2 separate regions of the Homo sapiens genome follow, and region 2 is linked to region 1. A link is an interaction called in ENCODE POLR2A ChIA-PET data of the cell type or tissue named here. Cell type or tissue: B cell. All regions are shown on one strand. Links, peaks and the distances in the headings refer to the core of each region. The heading gives the core; the rest is flanking DNA. Region 1 holds the start of WDR45 (WD repeat domain 45). Region 2 overlaps LOC105373195 (a long non-coding RNA gene).

The links. ChIA-PET counts read pairs that join two places held together with the same protein. Peaks named below come from ENCODE experiments on the same cell type or tissue, not always from the same donor. Only the 100,000 strongest peaks of a DNase experiment are listed, where the experiment ranks them.
Region 2: POLR2A ChIA-PET joins it to region 1 with 12 read pairs; 6 of 35 experiments call an interaction of 5 or more read pairs at or near these places.

The regions. Positions count from the first base shown.
Region 1 is chrX:49,077,513-49,082,883 of GRCh38, forward strand. It overlaps WDR45 (WD repeat domain 45), which reads right to left and starts at 2,375. Exons shown (of 11, transcript NM_001029896.2): 1 at 2,239-2,375; 2 at 529-600; 3 at 325-399; 4 at 131-235. The coding sequence starts at 583. It also overlaps the pseudogene RNU4-52P. RefSeq lists enhancers at 1-876, 2,326-2,826, 2,538-2,832 and silencers at 2,538-2,832, 3,075-3,144. In B cell, for the core only: no CTCF peak of the experiment used is centred there; a DNase peak (open chromatin) is centred at 2,579; H3K4me3 peaks cover 1,739 bases; H3K27ac peaks cover 2,289 bases.
Region 2 is chrX:49,136,134-49,141,504 of GRCh38, forward strand. It overlaps LOC105373195 (a long non-coding RNA gene), which reads right to left. Exons shown (of 3, transcript XR_007068230.1): 3 at 3,472-5,371. Among named protein-coding and RNA genes, the nearest start is that of GPKOW, 15 kb to the left of the region's middle. In B cell, for the core only: no CTCF peak of the experiment used is centred there; no DNase peak of the experiment used is centred there.

The sequences.
Region 1 (5,371 bases), core at 1-5,000:
CAAGCTGTAGGCCTCCTCTCTGTGTGACTCTGAAGTACTCTGACGTCTTCATCTGCCAGTACCTTGGGGTGCCTGTGGGAGGCCAGGAATCCGAGAAATCTGGGCCAAAGGGCAGGATGAGGGCACTTACCTGAGATCTCTGAGAACTTGGGACTACTACCACCGCCCACCAAGGCCAGAAGGTTGGAGCGGTGCAGCATCTCCACCAAGCCCATGCTGCCCACCTGCTCGTGGTCTGGACAGGGACCAGGGTGTCAGTGGAGGTGGGAGCCAACGCCCAGCCCAGCTCTTCTGCCCATTGCCCCTCCCCTGCCAACAGCTCACCCAGATGCCCCTTCTCCATCAAGGGCTCCACGTTGTAGATGCGCACACCTGTCTCCATGGCGCAGCAAAAGCAGCCTGGGGGATGGAAGGAATCCAGACTGCCTTAAAGAATGCCCAGGTAGGAAGCTGGGGGCCCATGGCCCACTTCTGACCCCTCTTTTCCTCGCTTCCTCCCACAAGGGTACAGGCCCAATCCTCTCTCACTTTGGTCTTGGTTGAAACGCAGGCTGGTCACTCCTCGAAGTGGCTGTTGAGTCATGGTGCAGGATTGTTCCTCTGCATACAAATGGGATAAAGATGAGAAGAGTCCTGGAATCTCCCCTCCAAGTTCTGCCTCACCTGATTTCCTCCTCCTACTCTGCTAACTACTGACTCTGGAGTGACTGCAAAAAAGATAAAAACAGGCCAGGCGTGGTGGCTTATGCCTGTAATCCCAGCACTTTGGGAGGCCAAGGCGGGTGGATCACCTGAGGTCAGGAGTTTGAGATCAGCCTGGCTAACATGGTGAAATCCCGTCTCTAATAAAAATACAAAAGTTAGCCGGGTGTGGTGGGGGGCACCTATAATCCCAGCTACTCAGGAGGCTGAGGCAGGAGAATTGCTTGAACCCGAGAGGCTGAGATGGCAGTGAGCCGAAATCGAGCCATTGCATTCCAGCCTGGGTGACAGAGCGAGACTCCGTCTCGGGGGGAAGAAAAAGATAAAAACAGAGAGTCCCAGGGTCTCTGCTCTAAGCTCCCAAGATCCCAAACAACATGGCCAGGAACCCTCCTTCTTTCAGGTTTGGCAAGCTCCAGGCCCACACTGACGTGGACCCCACACCTCCTCTTTACATGCTGGCCCTCACTGACTTGTCAGGAAGTAATGTGATAGGGGGTGCCCCCGTGATATCTCCTCCCCACCGCCAGCCAATCTTGATCCCAATGCCAGACATGGCCTGGAACCACTCCCAACCCATTTCTCATCTTCAAACCTGACCTAGCACCGGACTCTCTCAATAAATAGACAAAAGTGGGCTAGGAGATGCACTTCTTGTACCTCCCTGACTTGGCCCTGGGACTGCTATGCTTGGTCTGCCATCCCCAGGAACTCCTCTGCTCATACCCTTCTAACTGTACCCCAACCTATTTGACCACCCCAGAGTCCTCTCACACCTTTCCCCCTCAACCGGCTTCCCCAAACTCCTTCAGGATGCCTACCTTGGGATGACCCCTTCTCATGCCTTGGTAACTACCCTTCAGGGCCAGCCTAGACATTCCCTTAGATTGGCTTATGCCCTGGGGACTCTACCCTAGGATTCCCCCTAGCACTCTAAATTTTCCACCCCTGGGACATCTCCTTCCTTGTGTTCTGCTGTCCTTGACTACAACATAACCTGGCCTGGACCCAACCCCAGGAACCCCCCCCATCCTCCTAAGATTCCCCCTCTAGACCCCTATCCAAGACCCCGCCCCAGGGCACCCTTGCCTTCTAAGACCCTTGCCCAAAACAAACCACCCAAAACTCCTACCTAGGAGAACCTCAACCCCTAAGATGCCTGCGCAGTCCCCTACTAAGATTACTGCCATAGAGCCCCCAACTTCCCTTCAAATCCTCAACTCCCCAATAACTCTGGCCAGACATACTCCCTCCCCCATCCTCCAAGAGTCCAAATCTCCTTCCTTTCTTTCAGTTACACCCTCCACTGGAATGCCTCATGCTCTTTCTTTGGACAGCTCTGCCTTAGAGTTATTCTCTGGACAGCTCCAACTTTCAACACCCCTTTTTTGCACCTCCATTCCAAGACTCTGTCCGGGATGCCTCGCCCCTCTCCCAAGACCAGCCGCATGCTCCTTCCAACGCCAGCACCCACTCAAGACCTCTGCCTTAGACCCCTACTCGAAAGACTTCCAGCCTCCCCCAGACCCAACCAACCCTGGGATCGTGCTCCAGCTTCCTGCCGCCTTCACCGGCCTGACCTCCGCGTGTCCCTGACCCGGGCCCCAGCTGTCGGTGCCGCCCGCGGCCCGGTTTTCTGACCTCCCGGGCCTTGGAGCCCGGCTCGGGTGTTTACATCAGGCCCTACTTCCGGGGGAGGGAGCCTGTCGCAGGAAATGACTCACCCCAGCTGGAAAAAGGCGGCCACCGCCTTCCTCGCCTAGTTCCCGGGTCTTCGGAGCATCGCGAGTGACAGTGGGGTTCTCCGGGGAGGGCGCGGGGAGCGGAGGAAGGTTGGCTGGGGGACCGGAGGCGAAGGGGGTTCCTCAAGGCCGAGACTGTCTGAGGGAACCCGGAAGGGTGGGGAGAGAGAGCGTGCCTTGCCCCCAGCAAAGCGAAACCGGCCAAGCCCTCAGCCCCTTGGTCACCCACAATGGGGGAGTAAACCTTCCCTGCTAACAAGACGCGGACCTCCGCGGCGGCCGAGAGTAGCCGCCCCGGTTCGCAACACACAGTCCTCCCAGGCTTCCAGAGGGGCGGCGCTGGGGGTTACAGGCGGGGGCGGACCTGGAGACCTTGAAAGTGGAGAAACCTCCTTGGCTCCGGGAAGCCAAGGAACAGATTTCGCTTTCTTTCTCCCCACCCTGTCCCCCCAACCCCGCCAGCTCTGAGTTTTGTCTTTTGTGTTTTGTTTAGTTTTGTTTTCTGAGACAGAGTCTCGCTCTGTCTCCCAGGCTGGAGTGCAGTGGCGCGATCTCGGCTCACTGCAACCTCCGCCTCCCGGGTTCAAACGGTTATCCTGCCTCAGCCTCCGGAGTAGCTGGGACTGCAGGCGTGCGCCACCACGCCCATCTAATTTTTGTATTTTTAGTAGAGACGGGGTTTCACCATGTTGGTCAGGCTGGTCTCGAACTCTTGACCTCAGGTTATCCACCCACCTCGGCCTCCCAAAGTGCTGGGATTACAGGCTTAAGCTACCACGCCCGGCCTCTGCTTTTATTTTTACAAAATACAAAATAGCTTTTTGATAGTAAAAGGTATGAATGCTTTGGGTTAAAAAAAAAAAAAAAAAGAGGTCCTACCTATGATAAAGCTTTTAAAAAAAGGCCCCAAATTATATGCATACTGGAAGGAATTTTTTTTTTTTTTTTTTTTTTTGATTAACAGAGTTTGGCTCTTTTTGCCCAGGCTGGAGTGCAATTAGCGCGATCTTGGCTCACCACAACCTCCGCCTCCCGGGTTCAAGGGATTCTTCTGCCTCAGCCTCCCCAGCCTCCCAAGTAGCTGGGATTACAGGCATGTGCCACCACGCCCAGCTAATTTTGTATTTTTAGTAGAGACCGGGTTTCTCCCTGTTGATCAGTCTGGTCTTGAACTCCTGACCTCAGGTGATCCGCCTGCCTCGGCCCCCCAAAGTGTTGGGATTACAGGCGTGAGCCACTGCGCCCGGCTGGAAGGATTTTTAATTAAACTTTACATTAAGAAATAATAAATAGGCTGGGCGCGGTGGCTCACGCCTGTAATCCCAGCACTTTGGGAGGCCGAAGCAGGCAGATCATGAGGTCAGGAGTTCGAGATCAGCCTGGCCAGCATGGTGAAACCCCCTCTCTACTAAAAATACAAAAAGTTAGCCAGGCATGGTGGTGCGTGCCTGTAGTCCCAGCTACTCGGGAGGCTGAGGCAGGAGAATCACTTGAAGCCAGGAGGAGGAGGTTGCAGTGAGCAGAGATCGCACCACTGCACTCCAGCCTGGGTAATAGAGTGAGACTCTGTCTCGAAAAAAAAAAAAAAAGCCGGGCGTGGTGACACGCGCCTGTAATCCTAGCTACTGGGGAGGCTGAGGCAGGAGAACCACTTAAACCTAGGAGGCGGAGGTTGCAGCAAGCCCAGATCCTGCCATTGCACTCCAGCCTGGGAGACGAGCGAAATTCCCGTCTCAAAAAAAAAGGGCTGGGCATGGTGGTGCATGCCTGTAATCCCAGCAATTTGGGAGGCCGAGGCAGGTGGATTGCCTGAGCTCAGGGGTTTGAGACCACCCTGGGTAACACGGTGAAACCTCCTCTCTACTAAAATACAAAAAATTAGCCGGGCGTGGTGGCGGGCACCTGTAAGTCCCCTACTTGGGAGGCTGAGGCAGGAGAATCATTGGAACCCAGAAGGCAGAGGTTGCAGTGAGCCAAGATCGCGCCACTGCACTCCAGCCTGGGCAACAGAGGGAAACCCTGTCTCCAAAAAAAAAAAAAAAAAAAGAATATTCTTGAAAAAAAAGAAATATGCTTTTTGCAGTGGCAGTATCATAGCCAATGAGGTTTAGCCAAGGTGTGGATATTGCTAATTGGAAACTTCCCAATACCCCGCCCCGAAGACTTGCAATATAGTCGGCATTGGCAATTTTTGACAGTCTATGAAGACTGAATATTAAAGAAAAAATACAGAGAAATCTCATACTTTTAATACAATCAGGGTTTCACATTGATGAAATCCCCCCTTTACTTTTTTTGAAGTATTGTTTTGATGCTTCTGTTTTTTCATATATTAATATATAAGAACATCTTTTTAACTCATCCTTTTTAACTGGTTCATGATATTATGTAGCATTGTTCAGCCCTTCCCCAACTGATGGCTGCCTAGGTTGTTTCAGATACTGTGTCGTCAATTCCCATGTATATATTTACTTGTGAATTTTGGCCCTATATACTCCCCTTGGCATGATTCCATTACTGTGCTCCTCAACAAGGCCAATCATCTGGCTTTCTTCAGACTCCACTTCCTCATGTCCCAGACCATATTCAACTCAATTCAATTTGGTGTTTGTCACTCCTGTGTCTTTGGGACTGCTCTTAACCAGACCACTGATGAATAATAATCTTGCCAAACCAGCAATCACTTCTCTGCCCTCTCCTGTGACTTTCTAGTGAAACCCACAATTTCTTCCTCTCACTCTCTTGGTTTTTCTTTTTCTTTCTTTCTTTTTTTTTAAGATGGAGTCTCACTCTGTCACCTAGGCTGGACTGCAGTGGCACGATCTCGGCTCACTGCAACCTCTGCTTCCTGGGTTCAAGTGATTCTCCTGCCTTAGCCTCCTGAGTAACTGAGATTACAGGCATGCACCACCACGCCCAGCTAATTT
Region 2 (5,371 bases), core at 267-5,266, 59 kb after region 1:
CTCCGTCTCAAAACAAAACAAAACAAAACCCCACAAATCTTGAAGTTGAATAGTACTGTATAATAACTGAAATGAGAAGAGAAAAAAGAAAAAAATTCACTAGAGGGGATAACAGTAAATTAGAGCTGGCAGGCAAAAGCACCAGTGAACTAGTAGAGAGAACAATATGGATTATGCAAACTGAAGACCAGACAGTAGAAAGAATCAAGAAAAATGAACACAGCATCAGAGAAATATGGGACACCATTAGGTGCACCAACACACAAGTAACAGCAATAGCAGCAGAAGTGGAGACATGCGAGATGAAAGGGGAACATTAAGCATACATACATACATACATACATACATACATACATACATAAAAGAAGTGAAGACAGGAAGTATCATGGCTGCGAGTAGCTGGGGCCTGTGTTGCAAGCAGTAAAGGAATTTACCAAGACAGTCGTAGGTAAAGAAAAGCAGATTTGGCTCAGCGTGGTGGCTCACGCCTGTAATCCCAGCACTTTGGGAGGCCGAGGCAGGAGGATCATGAGGTCAGGAGATTGAGACCATCCTGGCTAACACGGTGAAACCCCATCTCTACTAAAAATACAAAAAAAAAAATTAGCTGGGTGTGGTGGTGGGTGCCTGTAGTCCCAGCTACTCGGGAGGCTGAGGCAGGGGAATGGCGTGAACCCAGGAGGCAGAGCTTGCAGTGAGCCAGGATCGGGCCACTGCACTCCAGCCTGGGCGACAGAGCAAGACTCTGTCTCAAAAAAAAGAAAATAAAAGAAAAGAAAAACAAATTTAGGCCAGGCACAGTGGCTCACATCTGTAATCCCAGCACACTGGGAGGCCTAGGTGGGTGGATCATTTGAGGTCAGGAGTTTGAGACCAGCCTGGCCACCATGGTGAAACCCCATCTCTACTAAAAATACAAAAATTAGCCAGGCATGGTGGTGCATGCCTGAAATACCAGCTACTTGGGAGGCTGAGACAGGTGAATCGCCTGAACCCAGGAGACGGAGGTTGCAGTGAGCCAAGATTGCGCCACTGTACTCCAGCCTTGGCAACAGAGGGAGACGCCGTCCCCCCCAAAAAAATTTAAAAAAATAAAAAATAAAAAAGTCTGGGCATGGTGGCTCATGCCTGTAATCCCAGCACTTTGGGAGGCTGAGGTGGGAGGATCACCTGAGGTCAGGAGTTTGAGACCAGCCTGACCAACATGGAGAAACCCTGTCTCTATTTAAAAAAATACAAAATTAATCCCAGCTACTTGGGAGGCTGAGGCAGGAGAATTGCTTGAACCTGGGAGGCAGAGTTTGCGGCGAGCCAACATCACGCCATTGTACTACAGCCTGGGCAACAACAGCTAAACTCTGTCTCAAAAAAAAAAAAAAAAAAGAAAAAAAGGAAAAAAGAAAAGCAGATTTGTTAGAGAAAGTATGAAGATACATTGCAGGGTACAACAGGCAGCAGAGAAGGGGCTGTCTGCCAAGAGGCGGGGGCTGGAGGTTCATGCTGGAGGGGCCTACCTGGTGGAATGAGGTCATTGTGCCAGCAGGTTGTTTGTGATTAGCCATCTCTCAGAACAATTGTTCATTGTTCTCCCCATCCTGGGGCCCTTCCTGAACTAGGGCCCCTTCCTTGTTACTTAGTTATCAGGACTAAACAGGAAGGAACAGAAAAAAATATCCAAAGAAATAACAGCTAAAAACTTCCCACATTTGATGGAGAAACTTGTTTTTTTTTTTTTTTTTTTTTTTTGAGATGGGGTCTCACTCTGTCACCCAGGCTGGGGTGCAGTGGCTCAACACAACTCACTGCAGCCTCAACCTCCCAGACTCAAGCGATCCTCCCACCTCAGCCTCCGAAGTAGATGAGACTACAGGCACACACCACCATGCCCAGGTTTTTAAAAAAATTATTATTTGTAGAGATGTGGTCTTGCTATGCCCAGGGTGGTCTTAAACTCCTGGGCTCAAGGGATCTTCCATCCTAGGCCTCTCAACCTGTTGGGATTACAGGCATGAGCCACCATGCCCAGCCTGATGGAGAAACTTTCTTTATTCTTTTTTTTTCAGATGGAGTCTCCCTCTGTCAACCAGACTGGAGTGCAGTGGCTCGATCTCAGCTCACTGCAACCTCCACCTCCCTGGTTCAAGTGATTCTCCTGCCCCAGCCTCCTGAGCAGCTGGGATTACAGGTGCCCACAACCATGCTAAGCTAATTTTTGTCTTTCTTTCTTTCTTTCTTTCTTCCCTTTTTTTTTTTTTTTTTTTTGAGACGAAGTCTCGCTCTGTTGCCCAAGCTGGAGTGCAGTGGCGTGATCTCAGCTCACTGCAACCTTCACTTCCCGGGTTCAAGCAATTCTCTGCCTCAGCCTCCCGAGTAGCTGGGATTACAGGTGCCCACCACCACTCCCAGCTAGTTTTTGTAGTTTTTACTACAGATGGGGTTTCACCATATTAGCCAGGCTGGTCTCAAACTCCTGGCCTCAGGTGATCTACCCGCCTTGGCCTCCCAAAATGCTGGGATTACAGGCGTGAACCACTGTGCCTGGCCTTTTTTTTTTTTTTTTTTTTTTTTGAGACGGAGTTTCACTCTTGTTGCCCAGGCTGGAGGGCAATGGCGCAATCTCGGCTCACTGTAACCTCTGCCTCCTGGGTTCAAGCGATTCTCCTGCCTCAGCCTCCTGAGTAGCTGGGATTACAGGCATGTACCACCATGCCTGGCTAATTTTGTATTTTTAGTAAAGACAGGGTTTCACCATGTTGGTCAGGCTGCTCTTGAACTCCTGACCTGAAGTGATCTGCCCACCTAAGCCTCCCAAAGTACTAGGACTATAGGCATGAGTCACCACGTGGGTCCCTGATGGAGAAATTTTAATCTACACATCCAAGAAGTTCAATGAACAAGTAAGATAAATGCAAAGAGGTCCACACCTAGTGTAGGATCCCTGAGTTCCTCCTCCTTTCTTTTTGTGTTCTGACCTAAAATCACAGAGTGCTTTGGCCATTCTTCCACCCAGCGAGCTGCAGGTTTTTCTCAGCAGGCTTGAACCCAAACCAAGGCCTTGAACATTCCCAGGCACTGATAAAGGTATCTGGGTTGTTGCCCAAGCACTGAAAGAAACTGACCCTAGCCCTGAACAAATTCCTTAAAGCCTCATATAAACTCCATACCGTGACCCTTTGGCTGTGGACATACCTAAGTAGAACACCCCTTTTCTCTCATTGTCCCTCATAAGGACAGAGTGCTGTCTCTAGGAATCGATGGAACTGGACTGGATCCCTGAGTAAATATTTTAGTCCAAGGGGAGGTCCACAAGCGATCTGTCTCTGCAGCACTCTGTATGTAAATTCCCCCAATATGCATTTTGGGCTTATCGCCCTGGCATTTAGTGCTTCTGTTTTTGGAATCCCAACTCATCCCATCTCAGGATCATTTTGTAGCAGGACGAGCCGCAGACAGAACCCCTCAGACACTGGGTTAAAGAAGGAAGAGGCTTTATTCGGCCAGGAGCATCGGCAGGCTTGCGTCTCAAGAACTGAGTCCCAGAGAAAGAGTTCTTGGCCCTTTTAAGGGCTTACAGCTCTAAGGGGTCCACATGAAAGGGTCGTGATAGATTGAACAAGCATGGGGTACATGGCTAGGTGGGGGTGGTGAGCAAGGCAAGTGTTTCTCCATACCATTGTCTGTGATCTATAGATAGCACAAGCGGTTAGGGTGTGGGTTAATCTTTAACCTACGGGCCTGGCCAGTGGTGCTGATCAGTCTGTTATTTTTTCAGTTTTTACTTCCTCCTTTTCTTTGGAGATAGGGGACAGTAGGAGAAATGGCCTCTCTCCTCATTCCCCCCTTTGAGAACCTCACTCACTAGTGGGAGTTCTCATTATCATCCTCACTATCTAGATCTTCCTGTGAGACAGATCAATAGTGATTCATGTAGTATACTTGTGCTGAGGTCTTTTGATGAACTAAGGTGATAACGAAGCTTCTTAGTAACTGGAGAAATATGGGTAACATACAGGGGAGTAACATGCAGGTTCCTAACACCATTATCATTCCTATTATAAGAGTTTTAAATCCTCCTAGAGCTGGAAGCCATTTTCCAAACAGGGATCCAGGATCAAACCTATGCCAAACCTGCATGGGTACATGTGCCAGCTTTGTCATGTCTCTAACTATATTTTTGACTACTTGTCCTTGATCATCTCTTTGCAGACAGCACTTGGTCAAGTTGAATTTTTCACAGACTCCTCCTTCAGCTGCCAGCAAATAGTCTAAGGCCAATCTATTCTGATAGATGGCATTTCTCATTTGGGTTTCCTGCTGGGCTAAAAGAGTTAAAGCTCTGCCAGTTTCACTAGTGATTATTTCTAAGATGGCCTGTAACCGTATGATCCAGTTGAGCATGTAGATGGGGGTATGGTATCCCTATGAGTCGTCTTGTGCCCATGTGGCAGGCCTATAGTACTGTATGATCCTTTCGGGGCACCACTCATCATCTTTCCAATTTGCTATAGCTATGCTCCTCTTTTCTTGGGAGGCATAGACAGGGAAACCTAGGAGGTCACCTGTTTTTATGGGCAGTAGGAAAAAGGATGGCTTAATGGTGCCAATGACACAACTACCTGCCCATTGATCAGGTAACTGAGTGTAGGCTCTGTGCCTACATATCCAGTATAGTCCAGCGGGAGCCATCCAGTCTTGATGAGATTGTGGATGGGCCTAAGCAGTCTGTAATTTAGGAAATTTACTGAAGGGATTATTTTCAGTATGGTTTAGACCCCACCAGGTGACTGTCCCTGTGTCCCTGTTATGCTTTTATACAGCTTCTGTCCTAGACAATTGAGCCTTCCTACAGGGATGGTGAAGTCTTTTCCTTTTCTAGGTATGCAGTATTGTCCATTAATAGAGGTTTTCAAGACCCAAAAGTTGCTAGTTTGGGCCTTCTGGACTGGAATTATGTCAGGAACTGGATCAGTAGGCACTAATTCTTGGGTTTCCCAAGGCCATCAGTCTCCCATAGTGGTTCCCTCACATACATAACAGGAAGTAACATTGAGGGAATGAGCTACATATTCTGCTAACTGGAGAAACAAGTTCTTTGTCCTTTTTTGTGGAAGCTCTGGTGCTGGCAGATTCAGCTCATCATAAAAGGTCTGAAACACTGGTTTGGAAGATCGCTTGTGGACCTCCCCTTGGACTAAAATATTTACTCAGGGATCCAGTCCAGTTCCATCGATTCCTAGAGTTACATACTCTCCTGTTTTCCAGCAGGGATCAAGGGGATTGGTAATTAGTAGTTCAATGGGTTACAGTGACCACTAGTGCAGGAAGAGTTACTCTTTCCTTTTTGAAGGCGGACAGGGTCCTTCTCATCTTT